Linked DNA regions of Homo sapiens: region 1 is linked to region 2. The links are chromatin contacts, found by Hi-C or POLR2A ChIA-PET in ENCODE. All regions are on one chromosome and are shown on one strand. The core of a region is the stretch at or near the end of the contact, and the rest is flanking DNA. Distances in the headings are between cores, read along the strand shown.

Region 1 (7,080 bases), core at 2,621-5,120, 110 kb before region 2:
TCACCTGAAATTCTAGGCTCATCCAACAGTGCCACCCAATGGCCACATGGGTGCAGGGACGTGCCTAAGGAAGTGGAAACCAGATGGGAGGAGAAAAGAGCCTCACCAATTCAGAAAAAGAGAGACCTGAGTTTCTTTCTGCCTTGAGGATGTGGTATAGGGCTCTCCAGGGGTCTTTGGACCTGGGCAGAGCCATGCTTTAAGGGTTCTGCATGCCTCAAAGGAATTCCTCTCTTCTCTGAACTCTGGCCATTAGAATCTGCTGGGTTAAATCAGGGACTCTGTAACCTGCAGATCCCCAAGTCAGCCTGGAGAGATGGGGCATCTGTAGCCCCTGGCCCAGGCTTCACTTCCTGAGATGATGAGGGGCTGGCAATGCAGCCCCACCCCCACCCCCACCACCCAGGTTCATCTAGTCAGGGTCAGGGGCCGTGGCAGTTGTCAGGTCAGCTCTGTGGGACAGCGGGGTAGAGGGTGGAAGTCAGAATGTGGAGTGACTTCATAGGGGGCTGCGCATCACTTCCCTTCTCTTCCAGCTGCACCTTTCCAAAGTCCAGGAGCTTTCAGGAAATAAGAAAAAGTTCTTTCTTTAAGAAACATGGGACCCCAGAGTTAGATCATAAATAAGCCAGCATGGTTCCTAAGGAAAAAACAACAGAGCCTGGGAACAACCGAGCCAGGGTCTAACTGAAACTCTCCAGGCTATGTGAGAAGGATAATTCCTAACAGAGGCAGGTGCTATGTTCACTCCCATTCAACAGTTACAGAAACAAGCTTGGTGAGGCTGAGTGGCTTGCCTGTAGCCACATAGCCAGCAGCTGGGTGCAAAAGGCAGGAGCTGAGTCATGGTCTGTCCTCTAGCCCCGGCTCTAAACCAGGCATCGAGCCAAGCACTGTGGGGGACACACAGAGCGTGGCACAGAGGAGGTGCTTGATAAATACTAGTTCCTTCCCTAGAAGGATGGATAAGGAAGCAGAATTGTCAACAATTGACTCTAACCCAAGGCAGAATGAATTGGCTTAAATTGAAGAATAAAGTACAAAAGCACCTAAGAAGAGGAAAGCCTTCACCAAGGATGGAAATTGAGAGATGTCTTTACGGAGGAGCAGAATGTCCAAAGACCCCGAAAGAGGTGTTGAAGTGAAGCTTGGGCATTCTTCATGGGCAATCTGCATGCCTCACTGCCTGCTTCATTCATTCACTCCCTGGAGAAGGGCTCTCTGCAACAGCCTATCTCACACTGTGTGAGGAGGGATTTTGAGGATTTTGTTCTCTCCTGTACCCCCAGTGCCTGGAGCACACTGGGAGCTTAATACATATTTGTGAGCTAAATACCCAAATGGGTGAGTGGATTCCAGGAAAAAGGCACAACAGGGACAGACCAGAGAAGCAGCCTCACCTGTGCCAGGGACTCTGCGCCAGATGGAGTGCCAGGAGCGAGCAGTGTGGGAGGACATGGTAAAATGAGAGGTCGATGGGGGAAGACTGAGAAAGGCCTTGAAGTCATGCTGAGGAGTTCAGGTTGTCCTGTAGGTGATAGGGAGCCATTGAGAGTTCTGAGTGGGAGAGACAGGATCCAATCTATGTTTCAGAAAGATAACTTGGGAAATGTGGAGTATAGTGGAAAGGATGGGTCTAAGAGCAGAGGCAGGAAACTGGTAAGGAGGAGGTTGCTTCCCCTCAGAGATGTCAAGGGTCTGGACTCAGGCCATTTGTTCAATAGGTGAACGGTAGAAGGGATGAAGGCAGTGATGAAGAGAAAAGCACCAAAAGGGAGACATTACAGGGAGTGTAGGATTCAGTGATCAGCGAGATGGGAGAGGGAGAGAGAGTGTGGAGGGGCCGCCACAGGGCTTCAGAGAGGTGGTGTGCGAAGTGCATGTGCACCTGTGTGTGTGCACTCATGCATGTGTCGAGGGATGGAGCTCACATGGTGGGCAGTTCTGACATACATGGGGGTTTGTGGGGCTGCTCTGATGGGCCTGTTCCTTGTCAACAGGGCAGATGGCAATGCTGGCCTGATGCTCAGGAGAGAGGTAGAGGGTAGGGAATGGAGAGTTGAAAGTCATCATCATGGAGGGGTCATTGAAGCCAAGGGTGAGAATGAGATCCCCCAGGATGAGAATGTAGATGGAGTGAGAAGAGCAGAGAGGGCCTGGGTGCGGCGGCTCATGCCTGTAATCCCAGCATTTTGGGAGGCCAAAGCAGGAGGATTGCTTGAGGCCAGGAGTTTGAAACCAGCTTGTGCAACATAGTGAGACCCTGTCTCTACAAAAAATAATTTAAAAAAATTATCTGGGCATGATGGCACCCACCTGTAGTCTTAGCTACTTGGGAGCCTGAGGTGGGAGGATCACTTGAGTCCAAGAGTTCGAGGTTACAGTGAGGTATGATCGTGCCACTGCACTCCTGGCTGACATGTGAGTGACCTGTCAGTGTGTGAGAAAAGGCATTTTATCCTCTTTTAATTCCTCTCTGGAGAGTGGAGCCTAGAACCCTGACTGCCTCTGACCTTGCCGTCCAGTTAGGGTGTGGCCCTGGAATGTGGCTGCCTTCCCTCAGTTCTTTCCCTGTGGAATTGCTGCTCTGTGTGGGCTTCCTTTCCTTTCGGAGGTAGGATGAGGCAGCTTGGGTGGCCCTCAGATGGGAAAAAGACCCAGGAGAGCCACGAAAGGAACATAAGGAGAGGATGGAGAGGGTAGAGAGCCCTGCTCAGGTGCACCGAACATCATGACTTAGAGTCTAATTGGCAGCTCAAACATGGCACATCCCAAACCAAATTCTTGCTTCCTTCCCATGCCCCCACACCTGAACCCCCATCCCTCTGAGTAGCACCACTCCTCCCTCATCCAGTTGCTCAGGCCCAAACCCCGGGACACAGCCTTTGGCTAATCCAACAGGGATTCCTATGGCCTCTGCCTTCAGACCATCTTCTGAACCAGATGTCTTATCTCTTCCGGCAGGCGAAGCAAACCTGGCCCCAGATGCTCTACTCTCACCTGGGCTCCTCACAGGCCTCCCTGTTCCTATTCATGCCCTCGCAGAAGCCAGAGTGATTTTATAAACAACATAAATCGAGTTGTTTTATGCCTTTGTTCAAAGTCCAGTAGTTGTTCACTACTCTCAGAACTAAGCCTGAAGTCCTATGGCCCAGAAGGCTCTGTACCGTCTGTCCCCTGGACACCTTTCTGACTTCATTTCCAACCACCCTCTGCAGCTGCCTCCTTCCTGGTCTCCACACCCAAAGAATGCATCCCTGTGGCCTGGCTGTCCCCACTCCCTGGGAGACTGTACCCCCAAACATGCTCATGACTTGCTCTGCTTACACATTACTTTATGTAATTCCTTTATGGGGCCTCTGCTTACACATTACTTCCTAGGAGATGCCTGGCACACACTAGGAAAACGAATGAATGCATGTATGATAATACCGGTTTTAACCTTGTGCCTGGCACATAGGAAGTTCTTACAAGGTCTCCTGTCTCGGCTATGAAATCTGCTCCCACTCCCAAGGGTATGGCTGGTTCTTTGTAAAGGAGGCCCCTCCTACACATACAAGGTGGAAATCAGCTCTGCAGAAAAGACAGACGCACGAGCTGCCACTGGCCGCCAGGGGGCGCCACATGCAGCGGTATCTGCACACTGTGGCTCGGGCGGCAATGCGGCAATCTGGGAGGGCTGCGGCCGTCAACGCCCACGCAGCAGGGAGAGACCGGGAGTGGACAGCCACAGGCAGGGCTTCTTAACCAGCCGCGCCTGGCTCCCTGCGCATCCCGTATCCCGGGTCCTAAGAGATAAAAGGTCAGGGGAGATTTTGAGGGTTTGATATTTTTCGCCACCTATTTGTTAAGCCCTTAAACCCCAGCACTTTCAGTCACCTGAGGTCACCTCTCTGACAACACCTCCCCTTCCGCATTCTAAAAATACAAAACCCAGAAACAGAAGCTTTAGTGTGGTTAAGTAACATACACTCTCTGCCTGACAAACTCCTCAGCCCTCCCCTGGACAGCTCCCAGTCTCTCCAAGCCGACTTAACGTCCTAGGAGACCACCTCTCCCTGTTCACGTGCCCTGTAGCAAATGCTGCTGTGAACTGCGATTGTGTGAGCTTCCTGAGAGCAGCTTAATGAGAGAGAGAGAGCGAGAGCGAGAGAGAGAGAGAGAGAGAGAGAGAGAGAGAGAGTGAGTGAGAGAGAGAGAGAGAAATTTGGTGGGTAAGACTTCTCAGCCCCCAGACCAAATTGGATATCCCTAACATACCCCTGTCCTCACACATCCCGGCCTCTCCTTTCAGACCCTCTCTTCTCCTTTCCCTCTGTGTGAACCATGTCAGGCAGGTTAGCCTTGGAGGCTCTCAGTGTAGACAGTGTCTTAGAGATCCCCTCACTCTTCTTGGGTGCACCCGGCAAACACGGGTTCCAGGAACTCACTGATCACCGCCCCATCCACAGCCCAGGTCTTCCTGTTGTTTTGTGGTCTACTGTGATTGGTGGGAACGTCTGCCCACCGTAGCCAGCAAACTCTGTCTCCCAGGCATGGCTGCCCATCGTCTCACCTGTCTTTCCCATTGCGCCTTCTCGGAGGTGAAGGCTGTGCTGTTAAGAACCCCACTTGGCAGAAGGCCAGAGAGGAGGGCTGGGCAGGGCAGGGTAGGGCATGAACAGTGAGCTGTTGGTCTAGGCAGGGCATGAATTGATGGTGAGCTGTTGGCCTAACCAACAGATGGTCTGAGGTGAGGATGCAGGGTGGAGAGAGTGCTAGGGTCAAGGTAGCATTTGAAGTGGGTAAAGTCGGTCATCTAGGTGCTCCTGTCATCCACATAGCTCCTGAGTTTTGTTCATTATCACTGAAAGTTCCTTTTAAAATATCCTTCCCACACACCCCCAGCGGCCCCGTGTGTTGGATCATCTTGCCTGCAAAACAAACTGCTCTTATTATGTAATGATGAGTGAGTGCGTCTATCCACCGTTAACAACCTGAACATTTGTAACAACCAACATAGCTTCTGGCTGGCGTGAGAGGCTGTGGACTGCCTCACTCTCACTAAAGTGTGAGAATTCAGCCCCAAGTAGAGTCACTTGACATTCTGTTTTGCCTGGGCAGGCTTGTCACATGTAATAGTGTGACTTTCTCTCAGGCTTCTTGAAATTCTAAAATAACTGAAGCGCCTCCATATGACCCTCTTGGACAACCAATCTCTGGGGATTCCTGGGTGCGGATACTGGCTTTGGTGTCTGACTTGCTCTGTCCTGCAGAGTCCCACTCCTTGTTTGCTGGGTGGGTAAGTGTTCATTAGCTAATATTTTTAACGGTTTCCATAAAAAATGGATTAGTGTGCTAATTTTAACCATAGCTTCACATGGCATAATGCCTTAGCCCAATAAAATACATAAAATTGTATATACAGCCTGATTATAACTTCATTAAAAAGCAACAACAAGGGGTAGGATTTCTAGCCATGGCAGAGTGAAGATAAAATTATATGCTTATATTAGAAAAGAAGATCTTACATCAATGACCTCGTTTCCAACTTAAGAAACTAGAAAAAGGAGAGCAAGTGAAACCCAAAATGAGCAGAAGGAAGGAAATAATAAAGATTAGAATGGAAATTGATAAAACAGAGAACAATAGATAAAATCAATGAAATCAAAACTGGTACTTTAAGAAGATTAATAAAATAGATAAGTATCTAGCCAGTCTAACCAGAAAAAAAGAGAAATAACCAATATCAGAAATGAGAGAGATGACATTACTATTATTAACTCTACAGACCTCAAAAGGACAATGAGGGAAATTCTAAACAACTCTATGACAATAAATTGGACAACTTGGTTGAAATGGAGAAATTCCGTGAGAGACATAAACTACCAAACCTCACACAAAGGAAACAAATAACCCAGTACCCCATAGTTATTTAAAAAATAAATATGTAGTTTAAAACCTGCTTAGTTTTAACTAATTTTCTTGGTTAAAAACAAAGAAAATTCCAGGTTCAGATGCTAAACTGACTAATGCTACCAAATGTTTAAGGAAGAAATAATTCTACACAAATTCTTTTAGAAAATGGAAAAGATAATACTTTTCAATCCATTATGTGAGGCCAGCATTACACTTATACCAAAACCAGACAAAAACATCACCAGTAAAGAAAACTACAGGACAATATGCTTCATGAACATAGACGTACAAACCGAATAAAGACGTATGAAATCAAATACAAAATAATAAGAAAAGAATAATACATCATGACCAAATGGAGTTTGTCATAGAAATTCAAGGTTGGTTTAACTTTAAGAAATCAATGTAATTCACCATATGAAAAATATGAAAAAGCAAAACCACATGATTATCTTAATAGACAGAGAAAAATGTTTGAAAATATTCAGTATTCACTTGTGATAACATCTTTCAGCAAACTAGGAATAAAGGGAGTTTTTTTGACCTAATAAAATACATCTATAAAAAAACCTGTAGCCAACATTATACTTAATGATGAAAGACGGAATGCTTTCCTTCTAAAATCAAGAAGACAAGGATTTCTGCTTTCACCATTTCTATTTAAGATTCTATTGGAGCTTGTACCCAGCACAATAAGGTAAGGAAAAGAAATAAATGGCATCTAGATTGTAAAGGAAGAAGCAAAATTATCTTTATTCACAGGTGGCATGGTTATTTATGTAGAAAATCCAATGGAATCTACCAAAAGAGCTACTAGAATTCATAAGTGAGTTTAGAGAGATGTCACAATACAAGATCAATGTACAAAAATCAATCATTTTTCTAAATACAACAAACAATTATAAATTGAGATTTAAAAACCCCATTTACAATAGCATTAAAATATAAGATACTTAGGGACAAATCTGAGAAAGGATGTGAAAGACCTATACACTGAAAATTCTGAAACATTAATGGTAGAAATGAAAGACCTAAATAATTGGAAAAATAGACTGCATTCCAAGGTCAGAAGATAATATTGTCAAGACATCACTTCTTCTTAAATTAATCCACATATTCAATAGAATCTCAATAAAAATCTTGGCAGAATTTTTAACAGAAATTGACAAATTGAGCTATACA
Region 2 (7,107 bases), core at 810-3,309:
TTAAAAGTATCATCGCTTGGCTGGGCACGGTGGCTCATGCCTGTAATCCCAGCACTTTGGGAGGCTGAGGCGGGTGGATTACAAGGTCAGGAGATCGAGACCATCCTGGCTAACACGGTGAAACCCCGTCTGTACTAAAAATACAAAAAAAAAAAAAAAAATTAGCTGGGCGTGGTGGTGGGCGCCTGTAGTCCCAGCTACTCGGGAGGCTGAGGCAGAAGAATGGCATGAACCCGGGAGGGGGAGCTTGCAGTGAGCCGAGATCGCGCCACTGCACTCCAGCATGGGCAACAGAGTGAGACTCCGTGTCAAAAACAAACAAAAAAAAGTATCATTGCTCAGCTTATAAGTTCTACTTCATGTTACTGCAGATTGTGACCCCCAAATGAAGTAACTTTTGCTGTTCCTTCTTATTAAAAATAATACATGCTCAATATATAAATAAAAATACAAGCAAAAAGAGTATTAAAAAGTCTGATAATTCTACCCACACAGACATAGCTAGTATTAACATCTCTCCATTAGCTTTTCAATGCAATGCAGCTATTATATCTATGTGTGTGCATGTATACATGTATGTATAATATTTTGCTGAGGGAGGAAGGTGGAAATAGCATATTAAGAGAGGGATGTGGGCTTTAGAATAGAAAAAATTCAGCAAGCCTGTGCTCTGTGAGTGTGAAAATAACCACTGGTGTCTACTTAGATTCAGTAGGGTGGGAGTCTTGCTGGAAATGCTTTTTAAATTTCTAGTGCCATAATCTTTCTTTCATCCAAAGAGGAAAAAATGAGTCTTTACGTATTTTTTAATGTAGCGATAATTATCATTCATCAGCATACTGCACACTCTTTATTTGGGTGTTTATTAAGGATCTATTTCATGCCAGACGCTGGAGTTGGCACTAAAAACAAGGATACGGTTACTGCTCTCAGTGAGTTTTCAGTCTGGTGGGGGACACACATGAGAAATAGCACAGGCAAAGCCCCTGGGTGCTGCCTGGCATGTCCCAGCACTCAATAAAAGCTCCCCCCAACACTTTTCTCCCTCTGCCGTGGTTGGGCACCATGCCTTATTCATGCCTTTATTCCTTGCAGCACCTAGAACAACATCTTGTGGCTGGCAGTAAATAGGTGGGCAAGATTATCAGATTTTTTAATACTCTTTTTGCTTGTCTTTTTATTTTTATATCGAGTATGCATTATTTTTAATAAGAAGAAACAGCAAAAGTGACTTCATTTGGGGGTAAGAAAAGTAAATAGGTTACCACAGTGCCATGTGATAAATGTTAGGAGGTGGGAACCACAGGATGCTGAGGAGCATTCAAGGTGGGGGGACCAAACCCAACTGTGAAGAATTCCCAGAAAAGGTGGTATCTATGCTGAGTCTTCCAGGGAAGGTCATAGTTTGTCAGGCCATGAAAATAAGGGGTAGAGAAAAAAATAATTCCTTGGAGAGGGAAGAACATGTGCAATGACTCGGAGGCAAAACTCTGTGTGGGGACTGCAGGTGCAGAGTGGGAGGAGCATGGAGTTGGAGGGGTGAAGTGCAGAGAGATAAGAGTGAGAAAGGCCTTGGATACCACGCTCATGAGTTTAAACTTTGTCCTGATGGTTAAGGGGAGCCACTGAATTCTTTGAAAAAGGGGGTGTCATTATTTGTGGGGTTGAATGTAAACAGCTGGGTAAATGGGTCTATACTTCTGGAGACAGATTTAAGCTGGAGATGTAGACTTAGGAGTTATTTATATACAGATGGGAGATGAAGTTTGGGGTGTAAATCAAATCCCTAAAGAAATCTATAATGAGAAGAGTGGCTGGAAACACTGACATTTAATGAGAAACAGAGGAAGTTGCCTGAGAAGGATTAGCCAGAGAGGTAGGAGAATAACCTAGAGATAGTAATGTTTGGGTACCAAGGAAAGAGAATTGTGTAGATACAGGAGGAAAGAATCACCAGCTGGGGAAAAAAGGGTCAAGTTAGATAATAACTAAAATGATATTACTTGAATTTGACAACAGGGTCATTGGTGGTCATAGTGAGAACAGTTTCAGGGGAGTGATGGGGTGGAAGCCAGATTGTAGTGGGTTGAAGAGTGGGGGTGGAAAGAGGAAATGAAGGTAACAAATATAGACAACATTTTATGAGGTTTCACTTCAAAGGGGAGAAAAGAAATAGTGCAGTAGCTAAAGTAAGACCTGTGATTGGAGGAAGACTTCATTATTTTAAGATTTAGAAAAGCTGTTCAAGCAGATTGAAATACTGATGGGAAGAAAGAGAAAGTGAAAGAGAGAGAGAGAAGATAATTCTTCCAAAATGCTTTCATATTTATTCATTTGTTTAGCATTACACAGTTCACTTAGGAGGCTATTAATCTTTTTTCCATTTTCAGGCAGAAAAACTAAATGAAACCCAAAACAATGAAGTGAATTCTCTAAGATTGTATGTCAGGAAAATGAAAGTGATAAGCTTAAACTCTGGGGTTCCAACAGACAGTAAAGATTCAGGAAGAAAAATGCATTTCCATCTGTAAAATCCCTTGAGCCCAGAGCATATCCAAGGTACTATGATCATCATGCCCCCAACTCCCCCACCCTCGACTGGGAGGGGAAGCCAGTCTTGTAGCTCTTATCAGACTGTATTGAGCTGAAGCTTTAATGAGCAGCAGCAATCTGTTATTTTCCTCTTGTTTGCCTTGCAAGTTGCTCTTTTAATTCACATCAAGAGAGGGAGAAGGAGATGAATATTAAAAGCGCACATCAAGGGACTGAGCCAGCCAGGGAGACAGGGAGCTCTTCAGTATGCAGGGACAGAAGCAGGAGTTTGATGTGAGACAGGAACCATTGCCCTGGAGTCTGCTCCGGTGTCTGACAAGCCTGCCCTTGGGAAATGTTGCTCACTAGAGTTGCTCTGGTATTGGGAAAGGGTTGTTTCTGGAATTGTCTGCACTGTGGGCTTGGCTGACTCTAGAATGACAACAGAAAGAAAGAAACTATTTCTGAGACTTTGAGAGAATAATTTATTATGATGTAGAAACCAAAGTGTGGGGGAAGAGTTTCTGTAATGGGACATCTGACCTAAAAAGAGCAGTAAGTCCCACTGGTCTCAGATGGTTTGGGTGTAGGAAAGATGGAAGGAAAGGGTCTCAATGTCAAGAGTACCAATATTTTTTTTAGTCTCTATTCAGTAGTGAGGCTCTGATTCTCCAAGTTAATTTCATAAAGTGGTGAAAATCCAGAGCAAAGGCCAGCAAACATTTGGGAATTGTTTGCTTCAGCTGGTCCAGATGACCCTATAAGGGACTTATCTTCTCTATAATCTGAGAACTTGGAAGAATAAGAGCTTAATAAGGGTGCATAGGAGGTTAATCTTATCCCCAAGTACTGCAATAAATGCTCACCATCAGAATCACACAGAGGTTTGTACTTGCTAATTCAGCCAAAGTCAGTTCTTGGGAAGACCTCAGGGTTATTGGCTGACTGTAATGGTGTAATGGGTAAAGGCCAGGATTGGTTGATTGGTTGTTAAGGGTAATAATTTTGTACCAAGCCCAAAATTATACAGGGCTGGCATCTTCAAGTTCTTGCACTGTGCATGGATTTGGTAAATTCTTAATAAATCTTTGTTAAATGAGTGAATAAATAATCTTGGTTTCTTATTCCTTTATTCAAGTGACCTATGCCAATTCAATTCAACAAATATTTATTGAGCACCTACTATATAAGAAGAACCTAGTAAGCCCTAGGGAGGCAAGTGTCATCCTAGTTGTAGCAGATATTGTCAGTACCTGTGTAACCACCCAATGGGTTCACCTTGCCTGCTGCCTAGACAGAGCCCATTTATCAAGACAGGAGAATTGCAACAGGGAAAGAGTAATTCATGCAGAGCTGGCTGTGTGGGAGACTGGAGTTTTATTATTACTCAAATCAGTCTCCCTGAGCATTCGGGGATCAGAATTTTTAAGGATAACGTGGTGGGTGGGGGGCAGCCAATGAGTCAGGAGTGCTGATTGGTCAGGTCAAAGATGAAATCATAGGAAGGCAAAACTGTCTTCTTGTGCTGAGTCAGTTCCTGGGTGGGGGTCACAAGATCGGATGAGCCAGTTTATCCATCTGGGTGGTGCCAGCTGATCCATCAAGTGCAGGATCTCAAGCACTGATCTTAGGCTTACAATAGTGATATTATCCCCGGGAGCAATTTGAGAAGAGTCAGAATCTTGTAGCCTCCAGCTGTATGATTCTTAAACCATAATTTCTAATCTTTTGGCTAATTCATTCATCCTACAAAGGCAATCTAGTCCCCAGGCAAGAAGGGGATTTGGCCGGTGGTGGTGGCTCACATCTGTAATCCCAGCACTTTGGGAGGCTGAGGCAGGCAGATCACGTGAGGTCAGGAGCTTGAGACCAGCTTGGAAAAAGTAGCCAGGCATGGTGGTGCACACCTGTAGTCCCAGCTACTTAGGAGGCTGAGTCAGGAGAATTGCTTGAATCCGGGAGGCAGAGGTTTCAGCGAACTGAGATCACACAACTGCACTAGAGCCTGGGTGACAGAGTAAGGCTCTGTCTCACAAAAAAAAAAAAAAAAAAAAAAAAAAAAAAGGAGTTTGCTTTGGGAAAGGCCTGTTATCACCTTTGTTTTAACTATAAACTTTCCTCCTATAGTTAGTTCAGCCTACACCCAGGAATGAACAAGAACAGCTAGGAGGTTAGAAGCAAGATGGAGTTGGTTAGGTCAGATCTCTGTCACTGTCTTAGTTACAATTTTGCAATGGCAGTTTCACCTGTGTCCATATTCCCTTGACACTCATGATATAAGCTGCTAGCTACTCACTGAAAGTGATAGGGACAAGAGGCAGATAAATTCTAGGCAGAAAAAGATGGGGTCCCTGGTGAATCCCCACCCTTAAGCCTAGAACTGCGGCCCAAAGTGAGAACATGCATTCCTGTTTTCCTGCTTGAATGTTGCCTTTGCCAAAACCACCCATGGCCCATCCTGCCCCCCATCCTGTACCCATAAAAACCCCACCCTCCACTGGAAAAGAGCAGACAAGAAGAGAAGAGGAGAAGCATCTGGATGTTGGAGACTGCAGTTTGACGTCAGAGGGAAGCAGCTTGACTTCAGAGGGATGGCTTGACTGTGGGACTTTGGAGTCCAGCTGCAGATGGCCAGACTTCAGGGTAAGAATACCTTTCCACCCCATCCCCTTTCCCACTCTCCCTCCCACTGAGAGCCACTTCCATTAGCAATAAAATCCCCTACATTTACTATCCTTCAATTGGTTTGTGTGACCAATTTTTCCCAGATGCCAGACAAGAGCTCAGGGTATAGAAAGCTGTCACACTGACCCTCTGCCCCTGTGAAAAGGTGGAGGGTCCACTGAGCTGTTAAACATTTAATCTGTCCATGGACAGGAAAGCTAAAAGAGCACTGTAACATACACCTTCTGGGGCTTCAGGGGTTGCAAGCACCTCCTAGATGTGCCCGTGGGGCAGCATGGAGTTTTGCTTCTGCCAGCACCCAAAAGCACTTGCTTTGGCTCCTGTACCCGCTCACCTGTGTGCTCCCCATCCCCTGAGGGGTTGAGAGCTGTGGACTGAGTAAGTGAGACACCCCTGCTGGGGGGCCCGTAAAGGGGTCAAGGAAAATTTCCTGTTTCAGAAGCATCTGTGGCTCTCTTTGTCTTGTGGATTTCTTTGGAGGCAGGAGCATGCTCAGCCTGTGCACAGTTCAGGTTTGAAGTGCAGGGAGTTGATGCTCCTGGGAGAAGTCTTCAACTAATGACAGATGGGAGTTGGGGGATAAATACCCTGACTTCCTTATCCCTCCACTGGAACAACTCTGAGGCTGTTTTGCACAGTCTCCCAGAGGATCCCAGTGGAATTGAGCCCCAGTTTCCCACAGCAAACCTATGTTGACTTCCTGTCCTCCATTCCTCAGTCCCATATTGGTGCTTCCTGAGATCTCCTTCCAAATAAACTACTTGTAGTTGAATCTTTGTTTTAGGGTCTGCTTTCGGGAAAGCTTAGCTTAAAAGACACAATCTATAGTAAGTATAATTAAACAGGATCAGTAAGAATGGGAGGAAATTTCTACCATTAAGCAGTTGGCAGCAGAGGTGGGAGGAGGGAGATGAATGGTTGGTAAACCTTTATGATCACAGCTGAATACCTGCCCAAGAAGGGCTACTTAGAGGACAAGACTGCTGGCAGTAATATTGTAGTGGGTTGATAAGTGTTCTTCAACATATATGATTACCCCGAACCTCAGAATGTAACCTTGTTTGGAAATAGGGTTTTTGCACATGTAATTAGTTAAAGTGAAGTCATATTGGATTATGGTAGGCCCTAAATTCAATGTCTGGTGACTTTATAAGAACAGAGTTGAACACACAGAGTTTCACATGGTGAAGAAAGCCATGTGATAACAGAGTCAGAGACTGGAGTGATGCAGCTACAAGCAGAGGAGTGCTAAAGATTGCTGGGGGCCACCAGAAACTAGGAAGAAGCCAGGAAGGATTCTTCCCTGGAGTCCTCAAAGGGAGCATGGCCCTGCTAACACCTTGACCTTGGATTTCTAGCCTCCAGAATTGTATGAGAATAAATTCCTGTTGTTTTAAGCCACCCAGTTTGTGGTACTTTGTTACAGCAGCTTTAGGGAACCAATACAAATATAAAAACAAGAAAAGAAATGTGGGAACTATAAAGTGCTATATAAATACAAAGTGGTGTTTTTTCTTTCCTATGATTATTTTTCTTTCAATTCCCTACTTCTCTAGGCTACCTGTAGAGTTCATTAATTAGATGGGAAGCTCCAAAAGAAATCTAGCAGGCTCTGTTTCTTCTTTTTTTTGTCTCACATTGGGCTGCCCTGCAGATCCGAGTCTGCAGAGGCCAGCTCCATGCTTGCTGAGATAGATGTCTGTTCTGAGCTTAGGGGTGAGGAGGGTGCAGGTGGGCACTGCAGCGAGCGCAGAAGCGCTGAAAAATGTCAGCATGATGCTCTCTCAGGGGGTAGGGAGAATGTTCTGCTGCCTAATGAGCTTTGAAAAATACAGTCGGCTCTTTGTATACACAGGTTCTGCATCTGTGGATTCAACCAGCCATGGGTCA

Evidence for each region. Hi-C counts contacts between places; a loop is a spot of excess contacts on that map. ChIA-PET counts read pairs that join two places held with the same protein, here RNA polymerase II (POLR2A). Pooled maps may share reads with other maps.
Region 1: a pooled map shows a loop between it and region 2 (4-fold over the local background). The contact joins two enhancer-like sites. A Hi-C loop is called at or near these places in 2 of 37 single-sample maps with no recorded cell type and 4 of 50 pooled maps. POLR2A ChIA-PET finds 5 or more read pairs at or near these places in 4 of 52 experiments (CD4-positive, alpha-beta T cell, OCI-LY7, activated CD4-positive, alpha-beta memory T cell and 1 more).

Annotation. Positions count from the first base shown.
Region 1 is chr1:110,615,906-110,622,985 of GRCh38, forward strand. It overlaps a transcript of KCNA2 not described here. Among named protein-coding and RNA genes, the nearest start is that of KCNA2, 13 kb to the left of the region's middle. Within about 2 kb of position 3,871, at least 11 of the 41 ENCODE cell types and tissues checked have a DNase peak (open chromatin) inside an H3K27ac peak, as active enhancers do.
Region 2 is chr1:110,724,777-110,731,883 of GRCh38, forward strand. No RefSeq gene overlaps it. Among named protein-coding and RNA genes, the nearest start is that of KCNA3, 53 kb to the left of the region's middle. Within about 2 kb of position 2,060, at least 3 of the 41 ENCODE cell types and tissues checked have a DNase peak (open chromatin) inside an H3K27ac peak, as active enhancers do.